Linked DNA regions of Homo sapiens: region 1 is linked to region 2. Evidence: chromatin loops called from intact Hi-C (ENCODE). Cell type or tissue: body of pancreas. All regions are shown on one strand. Each heading gives the region's core, and the rest is flanking DNA. Links, peaks and the distances in the headings are about the cores only.

What was found. Hi-C counts contacts between places; a loop is a spot of excess contacts. Peaks named below come from ENCODE experiments on the same cell type or tissue, not always from the same donor. Only the 100,000 strongest peaks of a DNase experiment are listed, where the experiment ranks them.
Region 1: it touches region 2 in a loop (2.5-fold over the local background); 17 of 110 quality-filtered maps call a loop at or near these places.

Annotation. Positions count from the first base shown.
Region 1 is chr10:63,642,326-63,647,708 of GRCh38, reverse strand. LOC107984238 (a long non-coding RNA gene) reads left to right here. Exons shown (of 3, transcript XR_001747468.2): 3 at 2,319-2,384. Among named protein-coding and RNA genes, the nearest start is that of REEP3, 120 kb to the right of the region's middle. In body of pancreas, for the core only: no CTCF peak of the experiment used is centred there; no DNase peak of the experiment used is centred there; H3K27ac peaks cover 364 bases.
Region 2 is chr10:63,696,856-63,702,238 of GRCh38, reverse strand. LOC107984238 (a long non-coding RNA gene) reads left to right here and starts at 1,880. Exons shown (of 3, transcript XR_001747468.2): 1 at 1,880-1,956; 2 at 4,024-4,151. In body of pancreas, for the core only: no CTCF peak of the experiment used is centred there; a DNase peak (open chromatin) is centred at 2,338; H3K27ac peaks cover 3,415 bases.

The sequences.
Region 1 (5,383 bases), core at 235-5,234, 55 kb after region 2:
ACTATTCAGCCATAAAAAGGAATGAATTAATGGCATTTGCAGCAACCTGGATGGAATTGGAGACTACTAACCTAAGTGAAGTAACTCAGGAATGGAAAACCAAACATCGTATGTTCTCACTCATAGGAGGGAGCTAAGCCATGAAGATGCAAAGGCATAAGAATAACACAACAGACTTTGGGGACTCAGGGGGAAAGGGTGAGAAGGGAGTGAGGGATAAAAGACTACAAATCGGGTTCAGCGTATACTGCTCAGGTGATGGGTGCACCAAAATCTTGCAAATCACCACTAAATAACTTACTAATGGAACCAATTACCACCTGTTCCCCAAAAACCTATGGAAAAAAAAATTTTTTTTTAATGAACTACCCTTGGAGTTCTCTTCATTCAATTTTCCATTCAACAGGCAGTTCAGTATCCCAGGAAGCCAGCAGACAGTACCATGTCACTGAACACCTGAGGTGTGGGTATTGGAGAGAATTCACCTCCTTCCCAGTTTGAACCAAAGAACCCTAAGCAGAATGCCACCAACGTCTACATCATCTTTTTACTTGTACTGTCATGTGGACTTGTAAATGGGCATCTAGATATATTGTGTTTAGTTGTGATCACTTGTAATGCAAATCTGTGATCTTGAAAAATTGAAGTATATTTAATTATAGTTTACATATTACATATTCATAATAATTTTTATTGCCCTACAGTTAGCAGTGTATATAGTGAGAAGACATATGTGGATACATTTTGCAGGGCATCAACCTTTTAAAGAAGTCAAACCTCAATTCCCTAGGTGATAGAAACCATTGGTGGGGTGAGGGCTAAGGGTGGAATCAATCCGTAGTATGCATGACAAATAAAGAAGCCACATAAAAATAATAATAAATGTACATCTTTAGTCAAACATAAATGGTGTATTCTTTTTTTAAAAGACTAAGGGTCTTATCAGTTTATGCTTATTACTTTGAGAGGTGTAGGACCAGGTCATCTTGACCATGAAGAAAGTTGTATGAGTCATGAAAAGTTCACCAAGTATGTCCATGTTACAGAGGAAATGACATGTATAGTAAGTGAGAGAGGAACCTAAATGTTTCTGGCAAAATATAATTTTCTCAGGCCTTTCTTATTTCGATCTTTATTGGGCATTCCAAAAAAGTTACTGATGGTTGAATCTGGAAAGATTATGCATACAATTTGAGATTACATTTTTCTTACAAATAGGAATATGAGGAATATTCTTTATAAACAGAAAAGATCTGAAGCTAGGACATACTCTTTTGACTATATTAATAATGAAACTTCTCTGACGTTGAATAAATTTAAACCAAATTCACACTAAATGATTTATAGGATTGCTTTTACATTTTTCCCTCTGAATTTTGTATTTCCCACCTTGAGTGTCAAGAAAGGTCATTACAGTTGTTACTAAAGATGATCCAAATCAGAGAATGCTTCAGAGTTGCTGAATATGCTTTCCCCCTGCCCTCCCCACCCGCCGTTTGTAGGCTTCTATATTTATCCACTGACCTGGATAAAAAAATTTTACTGTAGTTTTTAAATAGTCCTTTAGGGCCAGACGTGGTATCTGATGTCTGTAATCCCAGCACTTTGGGAGGCTGAGGTGGGAGGATCGCTTGAGCCCAGGAGTTTGACATCAGCCTGGGCAACAAAGCGAGACCCTGTCTCTACAAAAAATAAAAAAAAAAATTAGCCAGGCTAAGTGACATGCATCTGTATTCCCAGCTACTCAGGAGGCTGAGGTGTGAGGATTACTTGAGCCCAGGAGTTCGAGGCTGCAGTGAGCTATGATTGCACCATTGCACTCTGGCCCAGGTGACAGAGTGAGACTTTGTCTAAGAAACCAAAAAAGATACACTCATAGCATGATGACTCTGGCAGAGTTGAGATATGAAGTAAGAGGGAAGAGTTTCTCCCACGAGTGCATGGGACATGGTATTTCCTATTTCTGGCTGCGCCTACTTGCCTTTAAATCACAGAACCATTTGGGAACATGGCTCAGGATTCCGAGAGTTGATCTGCCTGGTTTCAGAGGATGAAGAGGCACCCAGATGGACCATTCAGCCCTCTGCATGCTATGTAAATGTCCTCGGAGGGTTTGGATTTTCCATGTTGAGTCTCTCTTAGCTTCATGACATTTCTCCTCCTTCGGGGGAAGGCAGGGAGTGCTGTCAGATCTCTCTCACTGTACATACTTGATTCATGAACACTGAAATGAGTAAAATTCACACATCAGCCTACTCCTCCTCCTTCAAGTTAGTCCCTAATGATCCTCATCTCCTTGTATTTATCTCTTTGTGTAGTCTCCTCCTTCAATGAATCAGGGCTGAGAGCTGCTCTGAACTACCAATAGAGTTACCAATGGGTAGCTTCTAAGGCTAGCCCATAAGGGCATTGCAGCTTCCATCTTGTCTTGGATTGCTCACCCTGGGTGAAGCCAGTTGCGGTACTCTGGGGACACTCAAGCAGCCCTGGAGAATTCATGTGGAAAGGAACAGAGATCTTCCACCAACAGCCAGCACCATCCTAACAGCCAAGTGAGTGAGCCCCCTTGACCGTGGTTCCTCCAGCCTCAGTCAAGCATTCAAAAGGCTTCAGCTGACATCTGACTACAACCTCGCAAGAGACCCCCAACCACAACACCCATCCAAACTGCTCCATACTCCTGACCCAGAGAAACTGTGAAAGAGAATTATTATTGTTTTAAGTTTGGGGTGATTTGTCATGCAACAAAGATGACTAATTCATCCTTTGAAAAGATAGTGGCAGTGGTGGTGGTGTTATGAACAACAAATTGACTAGAGCTTTCTATTTTGTGATGTTAAAAGCATGGAATATAAATTTACTCATGAGTTTTCCATAAGAGAAACATCCAAACAACTAATCTGTAGATTCTCTTAAAACCCAAACTCTGTGCTAAGGACTCAATACAGCAGAAGTTGTGATGTTGGTAGAAAAAGAAAGCAAATACTTTAACTTTGTTAAATTATGATGTTTTAGGAACTCAGCCTGCATGACAAAGGAAAGGACAAAAGTATTTTGGACCTTTTGTTTTTATGTCACAAACAGTTCCAAAGTTCAGAGGAAGGAACTTCGGTGTTTCCTTTACACCAAAGCAGACTGAGCTGTGTTATTTTATTTATCTGAGAATAGGAAGTTACGTGATTATGAATTCTGAGTATCAGTCAGAATTATTCACAGCAAAAGCCTCTTAGGCTCTAACTGCTAATCCAAACTTTTCAGAAAGCAAGTTTTGTGTTCCCCACAAATCCCATGGAAACTTGTTCACCTTTCATAGGAAATTGAATTTAATAAAATCATTTATTAAGTCAAAAACATTTTCTGTGCAAGCACCCCCAAAACTTAAAATGTGACACTGTAGTGTACAAGCCTGACACTGCTGTTGTTAACAGTTGGAAGTCCTTCTTACTCCGTATCTAAATGGCAAAATACTGACCATCCTGTACCATTTTAATAAGTTTCAAGTTTATGTTGCATCTATTATCTCATTTGAGTCTTTTTTTTTTTTTTTTTGCGACAGAGTCTTGCTCTGTCACCCAGGCTGGAGTGCAGTGCTACAATCTCTGTCCCTCCAGGTTCAAGCAATTCTCTGCCTCAGCCTCAGGAGCAGCTGGGATTACAGGCGCCCGCCACCACGCCTGGCTAATTTTTTGTATTTTTAGTAGAGGCGGGGTTTCACCATCTTCGCCAGGCTGGTCTTGAACTCCTGACGTCGTGATTCCACCCGACTTGGCCTCCCAAAGTGCTGGGATTACAGGCGTGAGCCACCGCACCCGGCCATCTCATTTGAGTCTTAAAATCCCTCTGTAGGTGGGTGGCTCATCCCATTTTAACTGATAAGAAAACTGAGGCACAGAGGTTATTAGCAGCCTCATTTCCTTGAACAATTTACCAAGTTACTTTATTTCTTTGAATAGTAAGTGGGTTGCACTGTTTTCTGAGGTCTCTTCCAGTCCTAAAATTTATTTAATCCAAGCGATTTAGGCAACATCAACTCAGTGTGTGAGATACAAAAAGCACAGACGTGCAATTGGCAGATATGGATCTTACCTCCACCACTGGCTGGCCTTGAAGACCTGCAGAAATCATTTAAGCTTTTTGAATCTCAGTAGCCTTGTCTTTAAAAGAAAGTTATTAAGCTACACCTGATCAAATTATTTGGAAGGCCAAATGACATAAAATACATACATCAGGTATTTGATCTGGAACCTTGATCTAATTAGTTAATCTCCCTGAGCCCCGGGTCCCCGTGCATAAAATGCAATGACAGGCAGGAAGTTAACTTCACTTTTGGTAATGTACAGTGGATTCTGTGTTGTGTCCCCTAGGTCCCCCTTCAGGACTGCGACACTCATTCTCCAGCTACCTGGGGTTTTCAGCTAAGGGTTCTCAGCTTAATCCTCCTAGAGAATTACTTGCAGCTGAAGGCCAATGTCACAGGCCCTTCCCAGTAAGAGGCCCATATCCAGTGCAGGGCTATGAAGGGCAGGCCCTCTTGCCTCAATCTGGGGAAAATATGAAAACGATCTCAGTCCAGAGCTCCTTCTGAGATGGGCTATCTCAGTCCAGAGCTCCTTCTGAGCCCTTTGACATAACAGTCCTACCACTCCCTCTGCCCAGTCTTGTTTCTTTCCCTCCCTCATAGACACTGTTCCTGAGAACGCTCGCTCCCAGGAACTTCTAGTGTGCAAATTTCCATCATCTCAGCGTCTGTTTTCTGGAAACTCAACCATCATGTTGTAACACGATGATAGGGAGGTAACAGACAAGGAAGTGCTGTAATGTTATCAGCAACATTAGATACTGTTTATCATAGCATAATGAAAACTATCTAAAAAATCCAGAATGATGTGTTTTTTATTCCTCCCATAAATTGTGCTTCTCTGCCACCATTCTACCATTATGGCCCCAGGGAAGAGAAAGGGCAAATGCCACCTTGCACAGAAGTAGGAGACAATGTAGGAACAGCCTTCTAGTTAAAAAAGGAAAGTGTAGGGAAATTTTCAGTTTAGGGAGAGAATAGGAGAGATAAGACGATAGATTAGAGAAAGGAGTTCAGATGCTGGTGTCTACACCTTACCCCTGTTGGTGGTAGAAATCCATGTGGGGAAATGATAGAAATCCAGATAGGCTGGGCATGGTGGCTCACGCCTGTAATCCCAGCACCTTGGGAGGCCGAGGCGGGCAGATCACCTGAGGTCGGGAGTTCGAGACCAGCCTGACCAACACCGAGAAACCCTGTCTCTACTAAAAATAAAAAAAAAAATTAGCTGGGCGTGGTGGCACATGCCTGTAATCCCAGCTACTGAGGAGGCTGAGGCAGGAGAATGCTTGAACCCGGGAGGCG
Region 2 (5,383 bases), core at 255-5,254:
GGAATGGAGATGAATATATACTATAAATTATTAACCAGCACTTGTACTCTATCCCCTTGGCACAGCATGAAATAGGCTTCTAAAGAAACAGGATACATATCTTCTACTTACTTAGCAATGTTTTCTTCAACCAATGAATAATATTCATAAAGATGCAAATCTCTAAGACATTCAAGAGAAAAAATATATACCTGAATTTCTCTACCTTTCTGTAAGAGAATGTAAACCAAACATAAATATTCTTATGCTTATACTTATATAAATAGATATGTTTTATGTGATATGTCCATAAATATTACTGTGCTATAGCAGAGAAACAGTCATTGGGCTGGAAATTGAGACGCATCAGTTCTAGCTCACCCTTGGCTATGACCGGCAGTGACATTTTAAACTCTCTGGGCCTTTGTTTTCTCAACATAAAATAAGGGGTTAGATCAGAGATGACCTGGAAGAACACTTTCCACTTTCAAATTCTTCATAAGGGCCTTATAATGAGCAACATGTAAGAAGGACTTGGAAAAAGTGAGGTGGGCTCCAGCATAAAAATGAAAAACATTATATAAAAATTGCCGGCGAGGTGCGGTGGCTCATACCTGTAATCCCAGCACTTTGGGAGGCCAAGGCAGGTGGAACACTTGATGTCAGGAGTTCAAGACCAGCCTGGCCAACATGGGGAAACCTTGTCTCTACTAAAAATACAAAAATTAGCCAGGTGTGGTGGTGGGCACCTGTAATCTCAGCTACCTTGGGAGGCTGAGGCAGGAGAATTGCTTGAACCCAGGAGGCAGAGGTTGCATTGAGCCAAGATTGTGCCACTGCACTCCAGCCTGGGTGACAGTGCGAGACTCCATCTCAAAAAAAAAAAAATGCCAATTATTGAAGCCAAGGAAATATATACTGGTACAGGAGAAAAAAGATATCTATATCTATATCTATATCTATATCTATATCTATATTTATATATACAAACACATAATCATATACATATATAAATTGCTACTCTCTTAATAAAAAAATTATGAACCAATAATTGTACACATAAGCAAAGGAGTTCTGTATTTGCATAGTATCATGAAAGTTACACAGGGAATAATTATTCAATCATTTGCACTGAAAATCTGAGAAACAGTAATACTTGAAATATTGAGCAATCATAGACTTGTAATTTCCTGAATATGCAATTCTAATAAACAAAGGGGAAGGCAGCATTCACTACATGCTTTAGAAGAGCCTAAAATTAATTACTTGGTTACTGTTTGCCAAAAGCCCACAACAGGAAAACATAATATTCTTTATAATACAAAGTAGGCTGTGATGAGGCTACTTATAGGGAGGTATTCATAAGCTCAAGAGAACACAGAGGAGGGGTGACGGGAACCATGAGAAGAGAAATCACTCTAATTGTTTAGGATTCATTTTGAAAAATAAGGAGAAGCCTCTGAATGACCTCTGTGGCACAGGAAACAGTTTGTGCTTTTGGAAGAAATCCAGTAGATGTCAGAGCTTAAAGAAGTTTGGAGATCATCTAGTCTTATCTTTCCATCTTAGAGATAAAGAAATGAAGGCCAGAAAGGGTATCTAGTTTGCCCTGTGCTAAGTATTTGGCAGAGTTAAACTAGAAATAGTCTTCTAACTCCCAATCCAGCTTGCTTTTCCTTACTGCCTCCCTTTTCTCTGTGTAGGTCCAAAACAAATCCTTTCCTCACGGATTTATGGCAATGGTCCTCCTGGGATGAATAGAATATACTGTTACTTCTCCCTCCCTGAGAAGTTCTTCCCAACCCATAAAGTTTTTCCCAAGCTGACTAATGCTTTGCTTGGTCAGAATTGTTTTTGAGCCATCGTTCTAAATATCATCTCCCAGCTGAGTGATCTGAGACTCAAACTATTCATACCCACTGACATTACTGTGTTACTCCCGGGACTGCAAGAGCCAGCCTGGCCTGTGTGATGGAGGTTAGTGACTCACTGACCAAGTATCGTACAAGGGAATATGATCTCTCAGAAGGGCTCTAGGTTTTGATGTTAGGTGGCATATAAATCTCTCTGTATCTCAGTTTTCTTGTCTGTTACCTAGGGACAAATATTTATTTAAATTTTCTAAGACTGCAGACATAAAAAATAATTGTTAATGGTTTTAATCTGATTTCATAGACACAACTTTGATTCTTCAAGCAGGAAGCAGATCTTAAAAATTATCTAGTTTATTTCCTCTTTTCACCAGAGAGGGGAAAAAAAGATAAGAAAGATTTTGATTTGTTCAACATTACCCAGCTGGATGGTTTTAGAGTTGGAAAAACTGAGCCTTTTGACAAGCAGTTCACTGCTTTTGGCTCTATGCCCTGCCCCATTGCTCACCCTATTCAGAGTTCTTTATAAATGGGACTATCTAGAATTTGTAAAATAATATACTCATATCGAGTCTTGGTGAGATCCAAGATAGTGGTCTCCTATGCTATCAAAACAGTTATCCATCTCCCCCCAAATTAATGTTGTTTTTTGTAAATTATGTGGTAAGCCATACCATATAATTTCAGATATAGAAACATATTGGGGGTCATCTCCTACAACCTAACAATTCTGAGATGGTCAAGCTGGGTCATGATGAACAAGGAAGTGAGGAAGAGGAGGAGCTCACTGTACTAAAATTGTGCTTTATAAAGCTGGAGCTTCACCAACACATAGAGGCAGTGCTAACTCCTCCTCTCCAAGTTCTCCTTCTACAAGGGAAGTTAGTAGACCCTCTCCTCTCCACTTCCACACGTAGCACTCAAACTTCAGGTTACTTTTTGGTGATTTGCTTCAGGCTCCTAATCACCTGACAATACCTGGATGAAAGTGACAGGTGTGGAGAAATAGACCCAAGGCCTCAAGGGTCTAACTCGCCACTGGCACTGGTCATTCGTTGGTACTTGCCTGAGGGCTGTTCCCCTCAAAATCACTCAGCTCTGATATTCTCTTGAAGTATAACTTCTACTTTACCAGCCTCTGCTGTGCTGTGCAGGAAAACAGCTTAAAATAACACAACTGGAAATGGATTCTGAAGGACCCAGAGGTTTGCAACTGGGGTGAGGGGAAGAAGGAAGCCAGGAAGAGAGCAGGACAGTTGCTAGCTGTCCATGGAGACTTTGGGAAGAGCAGGGTAGTATAGAGTGGAAGCGCCTTGGAGGAGACAGGAGGAATTACACTATTTCCCCATTGCTACATTGGGCTCAGAGACCAGCACTGCTTCTTAAACCACTCTCTGGACAAAACGATAACAACATTTCAAAATAAGAAAAGAAGGATTCTTCTCCAAGACAGGAGTCATTTCACAGGCCTGAAGCCAGACCACACTGAAGCTCCATCTGCAAAACTAATGGTTTTCCCTGACATTTTAAACAGCACAATTTAATGGCTCAGTGTTTCATTTGACATTTAAGAAGTTATCCATCTCCAAGAAGTTTATTGGCAAATCTTCTCCATTTCAGGAATTAGCAATATGATGTGCATATGAACACATCTACAAGAGGGGTCCAAAAAGCATCTTTGCAAAGGAAGCCCAGGACACGGTGAATGAATTGTTACTCATGCAGAGCAAGATCAGCCCCTTACCTCAGGCCCTGCCAGTGCACCTTCGTAAAGCACTTCCCCTTTCTGTTAACCAGCCTCCTCACAAGAAGAAAAATCATAGTCCCTGCTTTAGTAAACTGTTGTAGTTAAGAAGATGGAAAGAGAGAGGATTAAATGACTTGGTTCAGGCAGTGAAGAAGCAGGTATTCAGGAGCAAGACTGGCTGTGTTAGAATTGTGGCTACTCTGCTGCTTACAAGCTGTGTGACCTTGGGCACATTGCATAACCTCTCTTTGGCTTGGTTTTCTCGTTTCCAAAATGGGGATAACAATAGTACCTATCTCAATGAGTTGTTAAGATGATTAAATGAGTTAATATTTATAAAGTTCTTAGAACAAGCTGACAGAATAAGTGCTGTAAAAGTATTTGTTAGCAAATCATAAATAACATATGTGTATTAACTTTTTTCAGATCATTTGTGTACTCATTCTCACTATATGTGACTCAGGCTGAAGTCAATCAATGTATCGCATTTCTCCTGGCCCCGGTGATTGCTTTGTGGATGGCACCACGGTCTCAATCAGAGCCAACAGGATGATGTGAGTCTACTTCTGGGATTTCTGGGAAGGAGATATTGGTTCTTTTTTACTGGACTTAAATCTTAGAGGATACAGAGCCTAGAGCAGCTTGCAACCATCTTTTAACTATGAGGGAAGAACCTATCCGAGAATAGGAGAGTGGAACAGATCCATGACAGAGAAATCATGCTCTGTTGATGTTATTTGGGCTGTTGGACCGTGGGATGCCTGAAACCAAACCTTCTAGATTTCTCAATTACATAATTACTCCATTTACATTTTTCCTTTTCCTTAAATGAATGTCTGCTGGGCTTTTCTTGAGGTTGTTGTTTGTTTGTCTGTCTTTTAATCACTTGCAACTGAGAGACAACAAACTGGTGCAATTTACAACATGTCTCCAAGCCCGCAGTAAGTATTGTGGCCAAGGCAGAGGTATTGTTGCTGAGGCAGAGGCGATAAGATGGTCTCCGCACTCAGGGAGCATGGACCTTCCATCTTAGAAATACAAAAAAATTGTACCCTCATCAGCACTGAAAATATCAAGTTCTGGCTTTGTGATTTTTTTAAATCAGGTCAATTCACTTTTCCCAGTCTCAGTTTCCTCACCTGAAAACATGGAGACCGGACTAAGTAATCCTTATGAACTCTTTCAGCTTAAAATTTTATAACTGTGACTTAAATTAAGTTCTCCTTGGCTACCTTCAAGATTTCTCTGAAGCTCAGTTTTTCCATTAGCTACAAGGCCAAGGAGAATAATTTCAAAAGAACGATTTGTTTGTTTTCTGGTTATTGGACATTTTTAAGGGGAAAAGTGGAAAGGAGTGGAGTGGAGTCAACCTGGTGATGATTTCTATGAGTTTTTGTTTGTTTGTTTTGAGACGGAGTCTTGCTCTGTCACCCAGGCTGGGGTGCTGGGGTGCAATCTCAGCTCACTGCAACCTCTGCCTCCTGGGTTCAAGCGAGTCTCCTGTCTCAGCCTCCCGAGGAACTGGGAGTACAGACGCACTCGACCACATCAGGCTAATTTTTGTATTTTTAGCAGAGACAGGGTTTCACCATGTTGGCCAGGCTGGTGTCGAACTCCTGACCTCAGGTGATCTTCCCGTCTCGGCCTCCCAGAGTGCTACGATTATAGGCGTGAGCCACTGCGCCCGGCCAATTTCTATGAGTTTTTAACAGCTTGTCTTGTTTCACACATCACAATTGGAGTCCAGCACCTCCTTTCATGTAGAAAAGATGCAGATTAGGTTAAA